Regions from separate parts of the Homo sapiens genome. Here region 1 is linked to region 2. Evidence: read pairs that join two places in POLR2A ChIA-PET (ENCODE). Cell type or tissue: OCI-LY7. All regions are shown on one strand. Links, peaks and the distances in the headings refer to the core of each region. The heading gives the core; the rest is flanking DNA.

Region 1 (5,381 bases), core at 320-5,319, 75 kb before region 2:
AGAAGCATCTGTCTTTAGTGGGATGATATCTACGTAGTTGCAAAAAAAAAAAAAAATACAGCGCACCAGGTGTGGTGGTTCATGCCTGTAATCCCAGCACTTCGGGAGGCCGCGAAGGGAGAATTGCTTGAGCCCAGGAGTTAGAGACCAGCTTAGGCAATATATGGAGACTCCATCTCTACAAATAATTAAAAAATTTTTAAAAGGGCTGTTTAAATGTTTAAAAGGGCTGTTTAGAGCATCTAAAATCCTGTCCCCCAATAAAAGCAGCCCCTACAGGGGACGCTTTCCCATCACCCTTTAACTCTTAAGACTCCTGTAGCTTCTAACCTCATCTCTTACTTCCTCCTCACTCATGCCATGATTCATTTCCCAGGGATTTTCCCTGGGAAAGAATTCTGTTGTTTGACACAGGCTTCATTAAGGACCCCATTTCTACACTGCATTGACGTGAGTATGGTGTAGTGGATTGACTCAGGTCCTTCTTCCATTCTTTACCGTGTGACCTTCTGGAAGTTTCTTAGCCTCTCAGTTCTCTCTTCTGTGAAATGGGAGTAAGAATACCTCAGAAGGATGTCTTAAGTATTAGGTAGGAAAATATTTGTAAAACACTTAGCACAGTTCCTGGCACATAGTAAAGACTTCAATATAAAACGCATGTGTGTGTGTGTGTGTGTGTGTGTGTGTGTGTGTGTGTGTGTGTGTGTGTTGGCATGTGTCTAAACTAAGGCAACTGGAATATAAGCCAATGCATAAAATCACAGAACGGGCAAATCTTGGTGACTTAGCTACTTAGAATTGATTCATTTATTCATCTTATATTAGAAATTTGACATATACAGTACAGCCTAGTTCAACTTTTCAAAATAATAAATGTATTAGAAAGGCCTCAGAAAGCATCCCATGGGGAAAGAAATATAAAACCCCAAACCACAATAGGTGCACAGTGACACAGCATCCCTCCTGTCATGGCCATACCCCAGACATCCTCACCAATGTCTGAAGTACAAAGTTACATTTATACATGGTAGCTCTGAAAGGGAAGACCCAAGTCATTTCTTGCCAGACTCTGCATTGTGGTTGTCTGTCAACTACACAGCCTGAAGCACCTTCCTCCCTACCTGAATTGTCAAGTTGCTTTTGGTATTCAGGACTTTCCTCTCGGCATCCTGGAATGCCTTCTGCAGCCTCTGTTCCATTGTCTGAGCAAACTTGCAGGACTGTATGTTGTCCGCTTGGCTCACAAACTGCAGCACTAGAATGAGAGAAGTCAATCAGTGCTCACTAAAGCTCCATGTCTCAGTTCCTTGGATTTAACAGTGGTCATAATATAAAACAGCACGATTTTAGATGAGAGGAATTAGGCAAATAAATAATAAGGCCAGACAAGGTTTGCTTGTAGTTTTGAAAGTGGCTCCTAAGATGAATTATATAACACAGAAGAATTAAAAGCACGATCGAACCAGAGATTCCCTCCAATGCAAAAGATTTTATGATTTTATTTGATTGGAATATGTAGACATCTGCTCAAAGACTGACAAATCACAATCTAAGAGAGATCATGCCTTCTATTTCTTTGGAGGGAAGAAAATCATTGACCTCCATTGCTAAGTTGATTGAGTGTTTCGATTTTAAGAGTTCCTCCACTCTTGTAGGTTACAAACTTTGCAGACCCGAAATCACCAGAGAGTTTGAAAAAAATATATTCGAAGACCTAAACTCAGAGATTCTCATTCAGTGGTATCTGGAATCCATTACTCCAAACCACAGATTTTTTTTTTTTGCATGTTCAACTATTATTAGTACCCACTGATAATATAGAAAGAAATATAAAATATAGTACCTGGAGCTCAAAAGTACTAAGTTTGTAAATTGGGAAGGAAGGCTCCTATGATAGAACATTTCTAACAAATCTAGGGTTGGAAGAGTTTAGGCTGATGTGCAAGGAACTGGGACATTTGATTAGCAGGACCCTTTGAAGAAGGTTCACAGGGACTAAAAAATGACACAGCAGCTAGCAATGGAGCTTTTAAACAGGTGTCCACTTGGTACTGGCCCTGAACCCAAGAATGGATGAAAATCCCTTCCTTCCGAGTCACTTGCCTGTTTTTAGCTGGAAGTAGCCTGCAGGCTGGGGATTCCATGGGGAGGCAAGTACTGCCACAGACTGTAAGTGTGGGGTGTGTTGCTTCAGGTCTGCAGTGACGTTGCTGACTCCATACACACCCAGCATTTCGATCACCACAGCAGGCAAATACACCAACTTCCCTTTGGTAGCATAATAACCAACTGTGACATTATGAGAATATTCCAGAATGTCCACCTACAAAACAAATGGACCCACAAAACCCATTGTTTATTTCCACAGCACTTTAAGTTCTTCCTGGTATTTCTTAGAACCACGGCTGTTAGAAACAAGACTGGAGAATAGAATGTTCTCGTTCAACAAATATTCTTAACAATTCTATAAAGCATAGTTTGGATTGGCAAGTCTCAAAATATCACAAAAACAACAAAATATAATTTACATCAAACCTTCATGGTATAGAATTAAATCTGTATCTTTTTTATTAAGTGCCTCAGTATAATCCTGTGACCATCAATTATTATTACCAAAAAGGTAGGGAGGAGAGAGTAGTTCAAAGAGATTTTCAGTGAATGAAATGCTGGGGAAAATCACTTTCTTATATTTCTCATCATTTATGAGAATTAAAAGGTAGAAATGATAGATTAAGTGGGGGAACCTTGGGGGCACCGGTCAAGGAGTAAGTAAAGTGAATTCCTCTTTCTAGAAGCAGAGAGAAGACTTGTTCAGACTCTGTCCTTGGCTTGTAAATTGGTTCAAGACCAAGGCAGGATGCACCAGAGAATTTCTCTGACAGCTGAATCCTAGGGGACACTGATGGTCTGAGCTCTTTCTGTCTCAACTGCAAGATTTTCAGGCTTTAGATTTTATTCTTATTTTTTCTTTTTTTCTTTCTTGGTGTTACATATTTACAGTTCAGGGTTTTTTTTTAATTTGTTTTGGTTTTTATATATTAAATATAATGTTTATTACAGAATCTGTATATTTGAAAAACAGAGAAAAGAGTAACATATATACACATACGTATATGTATGCAGCTCCTTTTTTTCCAAGTTTTTATTGTGGTAAAAAACACACAATATACAATCTACCATCTTAACTATTTTTTAGTGTGCTGTTCAGTGCTATTAAACACATTCATAATGGTGTACAGCTATTACTACTATCCATTTCCAGAACTCTTTTCATCTTGTAAAACTGGAACTCAGGGTTTCATTTTGTGTTTTTTTTTTTTGTTTCTTTTTTTGTTTGTTTTTTTTGTTTTTTGTTTTTTTGACAGGGTCTTGCTCTGTCACCCAGACTGGAGTACAGTGGCATGATCACAGCTCACTGCAGCCTTGACCTCCTGGGCTCAAGCATTTCTCCCACCTCAGCCTCTCGAGTAGCTAGGACTACAGGTGTGTGCCACCATACCTGGCTAACTTACATATGTTTTGTAGAGATGGAGTTCTCACTACGTTGCCCACGCTGGTCTCAAACTGCTGGCCTCAAGTGACCCTCCCACCTCGGCCTCCCAAAGTGTTGGGATTATAGGCATGAAACACTGTGCCCGGCCAGGAAGTTTTTGACACCTGCTTTCTCCCCATATTCTTGCATCTCCATGTGTATTTTCCAAAGGAAGCAAGACAACTGATTTTGCAACAGGATGGGTGTGCCTTTGCTTCCTCCACATTGTGTGCTCCCGGTCAGTTTTTCATGAAGATGGTGCTCAAGATGATTTTAGGTGGAACAAGAGGTATTTCAGCATGGAACGTGGACACAGCACAAGACAACACTAAATCAACTAAATCACTCAGTGAGAAAGTTGTTCCCTTTCAACCCTTCTAATGACCCCAAGGAATAAGTCTCAGTTTAGTGAATATTTGCTTTTAACATCTCTCTAACCCTTGCTAATTCCTTTTTTAAATAAACAAACAAACAAAGGGATACCAGGCTCAGCCTTAGAGCCTTCTGCAAGCAACAACCTCTAGCCTGAATTTAACAAGCTGTTTGGTTTCCATTATTCTCATTCTTACCATCACCTTTTATTTGTGGCAAATGATTTTGATTTCCATTTATGGTGGTAATATCAAATGCCCTTTCAAAAAAATGTGCTTAAGTTTTTAAAACAGAATCCATAAAAAAAAAAATACTCATTGTCACACTGGTCTGTAAAGATATGCAGCAAAGACCAAAACTGTAAAAGCAGTTTGAGAATGTTTGAAGATTAGTGAAAATTGTATCAGGCAATTAAATGGAAATATTCACATTTTCAACTTCCCATAAAGTTTCTGGTGCAGAAATCATAAAAGCCTCTCATATAATGCATTTCTTTTTTCTTCTTTTTTAGAAATATATAAAAGAGATCGACAATGATCAATAAAGTATGTGCCGAATCTCCTTTCTAGTCCTTGGTGTTGATGGGAGGGAGGGGGTCAGTAAGCTGACTGCAGCTGTAGGACAGAACATCAAAAGAAGAAGCCACAGCAATAGTTTTTAGTGGTGCAAATGGGAGTCTACTGACTGCCAACTGCATTTACTGTTTGAAAACTTGGAATCAAACCCAAAGATGTAAAGTGAAGCTTCCATCTCTTGGATAAGACATCAAAATCAGCCAGCACTCATTAAACAGTACTTGGCATTAAAAGAAAAAATGTTACTTCCCTGTCTGCAGTGGGCAATTTAAGCAAAGTCGGACTCGATTTACAAGTCAGGATAATTTTTAAATGTCCAGAAATAAATCACTGTTTACAATAGTGATGAAAATAAGGGGAAAAGCAATGGAGAGTTTTCTAGAAAATTACATGAACAATGTAAATACTTTCCCCAAACGATGGGATAATGGGATGGTTTAAAACAATATATCCAGGCTTGTTTGTTTGTTTGTGTGTGTGTTTTTGAGGCAGAGACTCGCTCTGTCACCCAGGCTGGAGTGCAGCGGCATGATCTCAGCTCACTGCAACCTCCACATCCTGGATTCAAGCGATTCTCCTGTCTCAGCCTCCCGAGTAGCTGGGATTACAGGCACCTGCCACCACGCCCAGCTAATTTTTGTATTTTTAGTAGAGACGGGGTTTCATCATGTTGCCCAGACCGGTCTCAAACTCCTGACCCCAAGTGATCACCTGCCTCGGCCTCCCAAAGTGTTAGGATTACAGGTGTGAGCCACCCACCTGGCCAATATATCCAATCTTTAAAAATAAATCTAGACATAAAGCAATTAGTCTCCATTTTCCATCTCAAAATTTGACCTTTTTCTCAAGCCACTACACATTAGCTAGTTGCCAAAGTGAAGACAGATTCTACTTCTGGCCAG
Region 2 (5,381 bases), core at 322-5,321:
AAAATAATAGCACCTCCTCAGAAATATTTTGAGGATTAAATGAGATAGTTCAAGTGAAGGGCTTGAACTGTGACCACTCTATCTGTCCATATAAAGCAAAATCATGGCTTACTGTTTACATGAAGGACAACATAAAAATCAGATGGAAAAAAATGCTATTCCTATCTGTGACCAGCTCTTTAAAAGGACAGAAATGGAGAACTCCTCCCTTGTTGCTATGCAGCCTTCTGCAGGCGGAGCCCATCAGCTCTGAAATCCGCTCCATGTGGTTATAACAGCTCTGCAGAGCTTGAAAAAACCTCTTTCGCTCTGTTCCTCCCCCAACGGGTTCAGGCCAATCTGTGTTTTCCCCAAGACAAAACTGCAATCCCTGCAAGACATAGCTTTGCAGAAACCTTTGCCCGTCTGGGGGGCTTGCAAAGCCAGGCATGCTTGTCAGGCTAGAACAAAACTTGCCTCTGTGAGTTCTGTTAGCATGGCTTCTGCTGGCAGCTGCTGCTGCAGGACTGCAGGTGGTGGTGCAATCGATACCATGTCATCAGTGAGTTCAAGGTCAGGTGAATCTGCATACCACAGAAGACAATGATTTTAATGTCGCTAGGTTGGTTCCCCTGTCCTGCCCTTTTACTGTAGGGGAAGTAAATATCAGAGAAACACTCAAGCCTTTCCCTTTTATGTGACAAGCCAACACCCCCTCTGGCTGGACCATAAGCCTTCTGTCTAAATGTAGCTGGACCTCTTGTCTTACCTGTAGTTCACAGGTCTCCACCTATTTTAGTACAGCAGGTGCTCTGTGCCTCTGGGGCTGTTCCTTGGGTCTATGAACTTGGACAAAACGTAAGTGGTTTCCCACAGTGGTGTGTGTGTGTGTGTGTGTATGCATCTGTGCATTCAGCAGACATTTATTAAGCACCATGGTAGATCAGACACTGTGCTGGGTGACAGAAACATAAAGACAAATTATACAGTCCTTCGAGGAGCTCACAGTTCTAGGAAGTGAGGGTGGGAGCAAGTAACTGACAATCCCAAGAGGGGAGGATGTGCTCAGACAAAGCCATCTAAAGAGATCACCCAATATGAGCACTTTGACCAGCACCCAGTGATTCCCAAAGCAAATGGCACCTTAACAAGGCTGGAAAAGTGAGCAAGAGTTAACCGAAGAGAACCACATGCAAAGGGGGGTAGTGTCGTGTGTGTGTGTGTGTGTGTGTTTGTGTGTGTGTGCGTGCACCTGCGTGGCACTCCACCACAGATTATTCATCACAGTGCCTTTCTAAAAACCCTACATTAAATATCTTACATCTTGAAATTTATTGTGTTCCATCCCATTGGGCAGAAGGTCAGAGAGAACATTTCTGTGAGTCATACCTCACTGGATTTCTACATCTTGTTAAGCGTTCACTTTTTCTGAAGTATCAGAGACAGACTTCTCAGCTCCCCACCCAGTGTTCCAAAAGTGGTGGGGGGCATTCTACCCAGGTAGAAACACCTCCTCCTCCTCGGGCTCAGGCCACACCAAGAAGGCTCCAGGGAGACTCCTCTGGAGAAGCAGGCTGACTTAGCTCTATTCTTAACTGACACAGCTCTGCTACTACTGAATAACAACCTTCTTGCATAGATACTGAAGTGTTACTGCCTTTGGCCTGATCAAGCACTGACCATGAGTTGCCAGAACTTCAGTCTGGGGGTCAGCCCTCTAGGCTCCAGTTTACTGGCTTGATTCATTCATTCACTCAATCACTTATTTGTTGAACTCCCAACTGTGCCTAATACTCTTACAGGTGCCAGAGATACAGAACCAAACAAAACGCACAAAGCCTACATTCTAATGAAAGAGACATACAATAGACATTAGTAAATAAACGAGAGATGTTCAAGTAGGAATAGGTTTTGTGAAAAAGCAAAGATAAGACAGGGTAACGTGTTTCAGTGTGACGTTAGGAGAGTTTATTTGTAATAGGGTGCACATTTTTGTGCCCCTCTAAGGGGACAACTGAGCTGAGACCTGAATGATGAGCAGGAGCTGGGAGGTTGGGGGCAATGCGCTTGGAAGAAGGAACTGCAAGGTTCTGAAAGAATGGTGAGCTTGAGAATTCCAGGGATAGCAGCTGAAGTGTAGGAGCTACGAAGAGAGGTGAGAGAGGCCAGGACAGGTAGGTGCCAGTAGGCTACTGTATGGAGTTCAGACTTTAAGTACAATGGGAATCCTTTGAAGAGTTTTAAGCAAAATGGTGACACTATCTGACCTTTGTTGTTTAAAGACTGCTGTATCAAAACTGCTCTGGATTCTGGGCGTCTAGCATCTACTAGTTCCTCCTCTTCTTGGATAACCTCTTTGAATTTGACCCGTGGCTTATAAGCTTGAGGCTTCTCTAGTTCAACATCTGGCACCAGCCTCTGGGCTGACCACAGAGAGAGATGGAGGTGAGCTTCGCCAATGAGCACACACCCCCATTCATTCATCTCGATGTCTTATTCCCTAATCAGCATGGCCTATGCACTCATTAGCCAAGTCCCTGATTACAGAGTAAACTTGTCTTTCAACAAAACTGCAGATTCTTGTTCCCTTCAAAGCTGCCTTGGCAGTTTGCCAATTTCAGCACAGTAATAGATTTCCTGAGAAGCATTCAAACTTGCCGTCTCTCCCACGGGCTATTGCCCAGACCAGTTGTGTGGAGTTTCCAGGTTTTAAAAGATCATGTGTGTGATCTACAGCCAAGCTTCTCAAGCAGGGATGGGCACATGTGAGGGTTTACTGAAGGATACTAATGTGACCAGGCCCACCCCAGATTTAATGAATCCCAACCTGGGGGGAGTTGGGTGGGGGGCAGGCGGGAGAGAGACTATATTTTTGTTTGTTTTAATTTTTGAGATGGAGTCTCAGTCTCACTCTGTCACCCAGGCTGAAGTACAGTGGCACAATCACAGTTCACTGCAGCCTTGATCTCCTGAGCTCAAGTGATCCTCCTGCCTCAGCCTTCTGAGCAGCTGGGACCATAGATGTGCACCACGTCTAGCTAATTTTTTTTTTTTTTTGAGAGAGCGAGATGAGGGTCTTGCTATATTGCCCAGAATGGTGTCAAACTCCTGGGCTCAAGTGATCCTCCTGCCTCTGCCTCCTAAGGTGCTGGGATTACAGGCATGAGCCGCTGCACCTGGCCTTTTTTTTTTTTAAAGAGACAGGATCTCACTCTGTCACCTGACTGGAGTACACTGGCATGATTATAGCTTACTATAACCTCGAACTCCTGGGCTCAAACGATCCTCCCACCTCAGATTTCCAAAGCCCTGGGATTATAGACGTGAGCCACTATGCCTGGCCAAAAACATATTTTTTGAAAAGTTCATTAGTCAAATCTGATATGCACTTTTGTTTAAGAGCCATTAAACGGAGAAGAAACAGGCTATATTTACAAGCTCACCACTGCAAATTCTTTTCTAGAACAAGGCTAAGTAAAAAATGAATAAATATGCATCCATACACTAGCAGCCACAGTACCAGAAGAGGCAAAACTACCTCCAGCTTCTATGAATCAGGGCTCCATAAGAAAGAAAAGACGAGGTGAGGAATTGGGTGTTAGGGGCATATACAGCTCTGGCCCCCTCTGCTCAGAAAGTCATTGCAGGAGAATGAGAAGCTCCCTCTTTTGCACACTCGCTGCTTTAAATGTTCACAGCTCCGCAGCAGCAACCAGCAAACCCACACACCCAGAGTTCTCAACACCATATTCCCTGAAGATACATATTCTGCAAGGCTTTCAATTCCCTTGGATATTCCCGTGTGAGTTTAAAATATTGCAGCCCTCCTTAATTAACAAAAAAAGTCTATAACACCAAATAATTAGAATTCCTCCACCATTCCTCACGCTGGAGTGTTTATGAAGATGACAGGCCCTCGCCTGGAAAAAGCAGAACCAAAATAAACTGAGCAGCAATTAGGCTGCAGCCATTTCGTTTGGCAGGTGTTTATTGGGTACCTACTGGGTGCCAGTTTCTATGCAGTACTCTTTGCTGATGCCATTTCATTTAATCCTCCAACCCACTTCCCAAAGTGGCTATTATCATTATCTCTCTTTTACAAATGAGGAAGTTAGGAGCCCAAGGGGCAGTTAAAGGGCTTCCCCAAGGCATAGCATTAGTGCCAGGATAGAGAGTTGAACCCAGGCTTGAGTCTAAAGTGGGTGCTCTTTCTCTCAGTCTCTTAGAATCGCATATTGTCAGGCATTGTCACACATGTGATTCTAAGACAGCGAGAGAAAGAGCTCTGTGGAACTTAAAGATGAATTGGCCTTGCATCCCTGCCCTCAAGTTGCTCACAGAAGAGCAACGAGCAAGGGAAAGGTTATATAACTAAAGTGTACGACTGAATGTGATCAATGCTGCATAATGAAAGATATGAGCTCTGGAATCACGGAGGTGGGGCAAAGTAAGTCCAATTCAGGGCAAATTTAAGGCTTCACAAGCCAGATGACATCTGATATAGTTTGGGTGTTTGTCCCCTGTAAATCTCATGTTGAAATGTAATTTTCGATGTTGGAGGTGGGGCCTGGTGGGAGGTGTTTTGGTCATGGCAGAGGATCACTCATGAATGGCTTGGTGCCCTCCATATGGTAATGAGTGAATTCTAGCTCTGAGTGCAGGAGACAGCTGGTTGTTTAAAGAGCCTGCCACCTTCTCCCTCTCTCTCTTGCTCCTACTCTTTCCATGTGAGATGCTGGTGCACTTTCCCTTCCTCCATGATAGAAGGCTTCTTGAGGCCCTCACCAGAAGCAGATGCTGGAGCCATGCTTGTACAGCCCGCAGAACCAAGAGCCAATCAAACCTCTTTTCCTTATAAATTATTCCACCTCAGGTATCCCTTTATAGTAACACAAAAACAGATTTTTTTTAATCTGTTTTTAAAATACAGCATCTTAGGACTTCCCAGAAGGGAGTAGGATTTGACCAGTGGAGAAGATAGGAAAGGTTATTCTAGATAAAGGATATAAAATTAGCCAAGAGGGGAGAATGAGGAAAATGGTCAGGGAATGGGGACTAATCTAATATGACTCGAAGGGAACGTGCATATGAGACCAAATGGTGGAGAGCCTTTGAATGCCATGCTCGGAAGCGGAGAACACAGTCTTTAGGCAAAGGACACTATAGTAGGCTGCTTGGCAAAGGAATGAGATTATAAGACAGGGCCTTTGAGAAGGTAACTATAATTAGGCCACTTTAAACTGCTGATAGTTCCTCTCACCAATGAGCCTTCACGCGTGTCTTTCTCTCTTCCTCCTTTCAATGTCCTGACAACTCCTATGCAACCTCTAAGACTTGTCTTGGACATCACCTCCTCCAGGAAGTATCCCCTGTTCGCCCAAGATTGGGTCAGATGCCCCTCC

The links. ChIA-PET counts read pairs that join two places held together with the same protein. Peaks named below come from ENCODE experiments on the same cell type or tissue, not always from the same donor. Only the 100,000 strongest peaks of a DNase experiment are listed, where the experiment ranks them.
Region 1: POLR2A ChIA-PET joins it to region 2 with 10 read pairs; 3 of 35 experiments call an interaction of 5 or more read pairs at or near these places.

What each region holds. Positions count from the first base shown.
Region 1 is chr11:33,547,982-33,553,362 of GRCh38, reverse strand. It overlaps KIAA1549L (KIAA1549 like), which reads right to left. Exons shown (of 21, transcript NM_012194.3): 5 at 2,104-2,323; 6 at 1,122-1,255. Among named protein-coding and RNA genes, the nearest start is that of C11orf91, 150 kb to the left of the region's middle. In OCI-LY7, for the core only: no CTCF peak of the experiment used is centred there; no DNase peak of the experiment used is centred there.
Region 2 is chr11:33,473,351-33,478,731 of GRCh38, reverse strand. All of the region lies in intron 1 of KIAA1549L (KIAA1549 like), which reads right to left. Among named protein-coding and RNA genes, the nearest start is that of KIAA1549L, 100 kb to the right of the region's middle. RefSeq lists an enhancer at 297-586. In OCI-LY7, for the core only: no CTCF peak of the experiment used is centred there; DNase peaks (open chromatin) are centred at 541, 1,001, 2,581, 5,261 and 2 weaker places; H3K4me3 peaks cover 4,928 bases; H3K27ac peaks cover 4,886 bases.